Regions from separate parts of the Homo sapiens genome. Here region 2 is linked to region 1. The links are chromatin loops, found by intact Hi-C in ENCODE. Cell type or tissue: heart right ventricle. All regions are shown on one strand. Links, peaks and the distances in the headings refer to the core of each region. The heading gives the core; the rest is flanking DNA.

Evidence for each region. A loop is a pair of places that touch in the nucleus more often than their neighbours do. Peaks named below come from ENCODE experiments on the same cell type or tissue, not always from the same donor. Only the 100,000 strongest peaks of a DNase experiment are listed, where the experiment ranks them.
Region 2: it touches region 1 in a loop (4-fold over the local background); 3 of 110 quality-filtered maps call a loop at or near these places.

Annotation. Positions count from the first base shown.
Region 1 is chr10:4,660,288-4,663,105 of GRCh38, reverse strand. The region is part of intron 1 of MANCR (mitotically associated long non coding RNA); the gene reads left to right. It overlaps LINC00705 (long intergenic non-protein coding RNA 705), which reads right to left. Exons shown (of 3, transcript NR_015425.1): 3 at 687-1,407. Among named protein-coding and RNA genes, the nearest start is that of LINC00705, 5.5 kb to the right of the region's middle. RefSeq lists enhancers at 1-419, 1-785, 786-1,769. In heart right ventricle, for the core only: no CTCF peak of the experiment used is centred there; DNase peaks (open chromatin) are centred at 336 and 1,125; H3K4me3 peaks cover 1,366 bases; H3K27ac peaks cover 2,500 bases.
Region 2 is chr10:4,282,342-4,285,159 of GRCh38, reverse strand. No RefSeq gene overlaps it. Among named protein-coding and RNA genes, the nearest start is that of LINC00702, 40 kb to the right of the region's middle. In heart right ventricle, for the core only: no CTCF peak of the experiment used is centred there; a DNase peak (open chromatin) is centred at 1,039; H3K27ac peaks cover 2,455 bases.

The DNA of each region.
Region 1 (2,818 bases), core at 100-2,599:
TTGGTGATTTATGTGTAGCTTCCCTAGGATAATATGAGACTCATGTTTACAGGGAACATGGAAATCCAGGAAACAGAGACAGAAGTCACCAAAGTGAAGAAGCAGAAATAAAAGCCAGGCTAGTCGGGATAGTGTACAGATATGCAGTTAATATAATTACAGCAAAAACAGGCATACTTGTGCCAATCTTTAAAAAAGCGTTTTAAATCTGGGGTCCCCAATCCCCAGGCTACAGACTAGTACTGGTCCGTGGTCTGTAAGGAATGCACAGCAGGAGGTGAGTGGTGGGCAATTGGGCACAACCGCCTGAGCTCTGCCTCCTGTCAGATCAGCTGCGGCATTAGAGTCCCACAGTAGTGCAAACCCTACTGTGAACTGCGCATGCCAGGGATCTAGATGGTGCTGTTTATGAGGATCTAATGCCTGAGAAGAACAGTTTCATCCCCAAACCATCCCCCACCTACCACATCCGTGGACAAAATGGGTCCCTGCTACTGTTAATATTGGGGACTGCTCTTTTGAACGATGGTAAATGATTTTACTCAGTTTTGTTTTCTGAAAAGACTGCTTCAAATTAACTTTTTGAAGTTTTCCATCAAGTGTGTGTGACAAGTAAAGGAAATACTGCTACAAAAATATGATAATGGACTTGCCATTATTTAGCATGTTATTATTGCCCAACAACATTTTTTTCCTGGATGATAAGTATTTATTAGATATGACGGTTACAGAAAAATATAAGCATGAACAGTATGCATCTATTTGAATGCATAAGTGTGTTCACAGGTGGTTTCAGAGAGAGAAATTGAGAATGAGTTGAGGGGAAGAAGATTAAAAAGGAAGGGGGACTCAGAGATCTGCAGTGACCCAAATATCAACAAGGCTTGGGAACATTTTGGATCCTGACAAGGGGCTGCTCTCCAAACCACGTGTGTGCTCAGCGTTGTACACAGTTCAGTTTACTTCATGTGTTGGAATTCAATGGTGCCAAAGTACATTGGCAAACAAAGTGGACAGAAGAGATAATCTGCTTGTCAGCTAGAGACAGACAAGAGGCATGGAGAGGGGTGGCTGAAAATAGGGCCGTTGGCATGCGCTCAGGGACTGGAGTGGAGGAAAGTGCTTGGGGGCACTGCAAATAGCACTGATGGGGAAATCTAGGAGGTTGGGTCACACTGAGCCTGTGAGCCACGGATCAGGAGAAAACAAGACATGTGATAGGCAAACCCATGGGCTTCTGATGCAGGCGCTGTGCTGTGTTCCTCATGGGGCTCCTGGCAGATGGCTTGGGAGAGGGGCTTGTGTGCCTGTAAAGCCGTCTCCGGGGACCTGAGCTGCGAGGTGTGCGAAGTAGCCTCTCGCTCCTCATAGGCAGTTCTTTCACATATCTGCCAGAGGACGGCTCTTCTGCAAGAAAGAAAAGGAAACACAAACGGAGTGGAGGAGTCCTGTCGAGCAGCCAGCCCTGATGCTTTTAGTTCTCTCCCTCTTTACAGAGTTCACATCCACGCATGGCCACAGAGTAGGAGAGGTCACTGCTACGGTGATCAATTCATATCAAAACTACAATTATTTGCATAGCCACTGCCAAATATAAAGTGACCTTATATACATATTCTTATCTGGCATACACCTTTGGTAAATTCGCTAAAAAGGAGATGTTGCAGCACTGTGTTCTTGGCTATTTTGTTCACAAAAACACTTGGATCTCTTAAGGTAATATGAGCAAAATCTGGTTGTTTTCCAGCATGTAAAGTAGTTTAGTTGCTATAATATGACTTTTGTCCATCGAGTCACTTATTCACCTCTGCCACTGAATACTAACGTTTGGCCCTGAGACTCTCTGGCAGCAGGCACAGAGCCTAACCCACAGTGGGCTCTTGCTGTCTATATTTTTTTGAGACGGAGTCTCACTCTGTCTCCTGGGCTGGAGTGCAGTGGTGTGATCTCTGCTCACTGTAACCTCTGCCTTCCAGGTTCAAGTGATTCTCCTGCCTCAGCCTCCCAAGTAGCTGGGATTACAGGTGTGCCCCACCACATACAGCTAATTTTTGTATTTTTAGTAGAGAAGAGGTTTCTGCATGTTGGCCAGGGTGGTCTCTAACTCCTGACCTCAGGTGATCTGCCTGCCTCAGTCTCCCAAAGTGCTGAGGTTACTGGCGGAAGCCACCGCGCCTGCCCCCTTGGTGTCTATTCATGGGTCCAGTACAGTGATGCAATTGGAGGGAGTGGGGGGGAAGGAAGGTGACTTCTGTCTCTGTTTCCTAGATTTCCATGTTCCCTGTAAACATGAGTCTCATATTATCCTAGGAAAGCTACACATAAATCACCAAACATGCTAATGTTCAGGAGAAAGGGCAAATTCTTTGTTCCATTTTGTTGGCTCTCATTTTTTCTTTTCTAGTCCAAGTCGAAATAACTCAAGAGTAGTCAGGCAAAGTAGCCATAATGAGTAAAGATGGGGAGAGACAGAGAGGGTAAGGAAGGGAGAAGAGCAAGAGATAGCATGGAGAGGGAAGGGGCAGAAGAGAAAAGAATGAAGAGGAGGATGAGACTCAGAGAGAGGGAGAGAGGGAGATAGAGATGTGCAGAGAAAGGAAATCTTTCAAGAAATCTACAAAGTGTCAGGCACACCTTCTTGATTGATTTTGGGATGCCTATAAACAGCTATATAGTAGACATTAGGGGTGTGCTGGGTTTCTTTCATTTACCTGCATTAATTCTTCCCTTTTCCTACATAATTTTTCAGTCAGGGAAGCTGATTTCTATAGATTGTATTGCCTGGGCTCCCATGTGGTAGGTGGGAGGAGGGAGATAT
Region 2 (2,818 bases), core at 98-2,597, 380 kb after region 1:
GAATCCCCGCCTCTACTAAAAGTACAAACATTAGCTGGACATGGTGGTGCGTGCCTGTAGTCCCACCTATTCGGGAGGCTGAGGCAGGAAAATCATTTGAACCTGAGAGACGGAGGTTGCAGTGAGCCAAGATTGTACCACTGCGCTCCAGCCTGGGCGACAGAGCGAAACTCTGTCTCAAAACAAAACAAAACAAAAACAAACAAACAAGAACAACAAAAAAGCAAAGTACATGTGTCACAATAAGTTAATGGTAATGATTCAACCTAGAACTAAGTTTATATTAATATATGTTTAAACCTGAAAATGTGAATAGCTCCCTGACTATGTACAATGGAACTACACCACCAGTTCATCATGGCAAAGGACTAACTGGCAGAATCGTTAGGCCTAGAATAACCTGCTTGTTATTATGTTAGTGGCAAGATCATTGATATTCAGTCGCTCACATCAAGGCAGTAGGAGTTTTTCAGATGCCCGTGTTTGCTTACAAAGCGAATACGTATCACTAACTGGTAGGTGTGGTGATAAGATGCTGTGGAGAATGGAATGGGAATGCTAAGGCCTGACAGTGTTGTATCTGTGGTGGACTCAATTCTGATGAGAAAGAGAAAGCAGTGAAACAGAAAGAACTATCAAGATTTTTAGAAAATGTACGTTTATTTTGAGCTTGTAATTTGAGAATTGGTAACATATTTTGTTACCCTGGGGGACATTTCTGCATCGTTGCCCAATACTAAAGAATTAAGGAATTCACAGCCCAATGAAAATACACTAGTGCTTTGTGCAAATGTGGTTTTAGAAAGACAACTTTACAGGGATACTTTCTCATTTCTGTATCCTAACGTGGTGATGAATGGGGCTTTTCTTGTGGACATTTTTACCCTGGTTAATTCATTTATTTGGTGAACACCACTTTTCCTACTGGAAAATCTGGGCTTCCCCCATCAATGGTGTGTCACTGGGGCTAGGATCTGTGTGTGACACAGGCTGTGGCTGCTGACCAGCTGCGTGGAACCTGAATGGCCAAGCTAGGGTGTGCTGGTTGTAGGTCACCAGCTGCATGCAGTAATTAGAAACACTTACTCCCTCGGTGCAATCGGGTCGAGGGCAGAGTTCTCACAAGCTATTTATAATACTGCAGGAATTCTCTGTTCTCAACATTACCAAGGTTTATATAAATGGTCATTAGGAAAAATTGACTGTGCTAAAGAAAAGGACATTCTGTACTTAGAAGTGTTTTTGCATGGATTCCAAAAGGGATGAGAGGAAGGGGAAGGGAAGACAGGGAGAGTCTCACATTTTTGGAAAATCTCACATACATAAGGCTTCCATTAAAGTAAAAGAAAAAAGTCTGAACTGTAATTAATATTTCCAAGTTGTACACAGCTAGTGTAGGACATGGAGTCTTCCATACCCCAAATCTGAGAATATGAAAACATCAAAAAGAGATTTTGACCAATCTGAGGTTTTAAACAAAGGGTATTTTACACCCGCATTCTGTTTTTGTACAACCTTATAGACTTCTCTGTTTATAATGTTGTTTGTAGTTTTAGCAATGTTTAAATTAAAATACAGTAAAAATCCTTTGTATGTAGTTCAAGGCCTAAGTATACCTGTAATATAGTAATGCCTTCATTTTAGTGAAAGGCAACAGGGTCATAAAATGTAGCACTGAAGTTTTATCTTCTCTTCAAACTGCTCAGAAATGTCCCAGTGGAACTGCACTCTAACACCACTTGGACTCTCATTGGAACCTCTGGTGATGGTCTTTTTCTTTTTCAAAGGGTTTAGTAATTAAAAGGGAGTTTAGTAATTAAACTCCCTTGGATAGTACTTTAAAGAAGTCTTATTCTTTATACTAAAGTCTACATCTAACGTGAAATCTTTGGTGCTTCCATGAGGTCTAGTGCATCCAATAATGTTAAAATAGTAGTTAATATTTACTTGCTTCTCTAGACACTAATAAAAAAAATTGTAGATTTGCCATAGAAAACTGAAAGCCACTGGACAGCATCATTGTGATACATGGTGAATGCTGTCTTCTATTATTACAAAGTGTGTGCGCTTTATCAAGGGAAATTGGGTCCCTCGAGCAGAAGGGCCCCGCCTTTGGCCCTCAAGGAGCTGCAGTTGCCTTTTTTGTTGTTGTGTGTTTGTTTGAGATGATGGATCTTTTATTTTTTTTAATTTTTAATTTTTGTGGGTACATAGAAGGTGTATACATTTATGGGATAAACAAGGTGTTTTGATATAGGCATGCAATGTAGAATAGCCACACCAGAGTTTTGATACAGGCATGCAAGGTGGAACATTCACATCAGGGTAAATGGGGCATCCATTGCCTCATACACTTGCATCTTGAAAATCTTGTTGATCGTGCCCACTGCTCGCTGGCCTGTGCACTTACCCATGATAGAAAAAGACCCCTAAAACAAGGTGCAGCCATAAAGAGCCACTGTTGCCTGTTTCTCCTCAGGCTGCTGGCCTGTTGTCTCTGCTTGCAGGCACATTGGGTCCCCAGATCCCTGAGCCAGATGTGGTCACGGGTTCTGCCTCTGCAAAAGTTAACACCTGCCGCATCCTGAAGATCCAGTTAAAACTGGAAATAATATTTCTGAAGGAAGAGTGTTCCCTAAGGAAGGAGGACATGCATTCCTACAGGATAAATTTGCAACTTAGGGCCAGGAAAGTGGGGGAGATGCTATGACGTTCATTTGGTCTAGACCAAGGGTAGAGCTTAAGGGAGATGGCAGAAGGGTCAGGGTCAGCCCAACGCCTGACGCCCTGACATAGGGAGGTTTCACCATCAGGACTG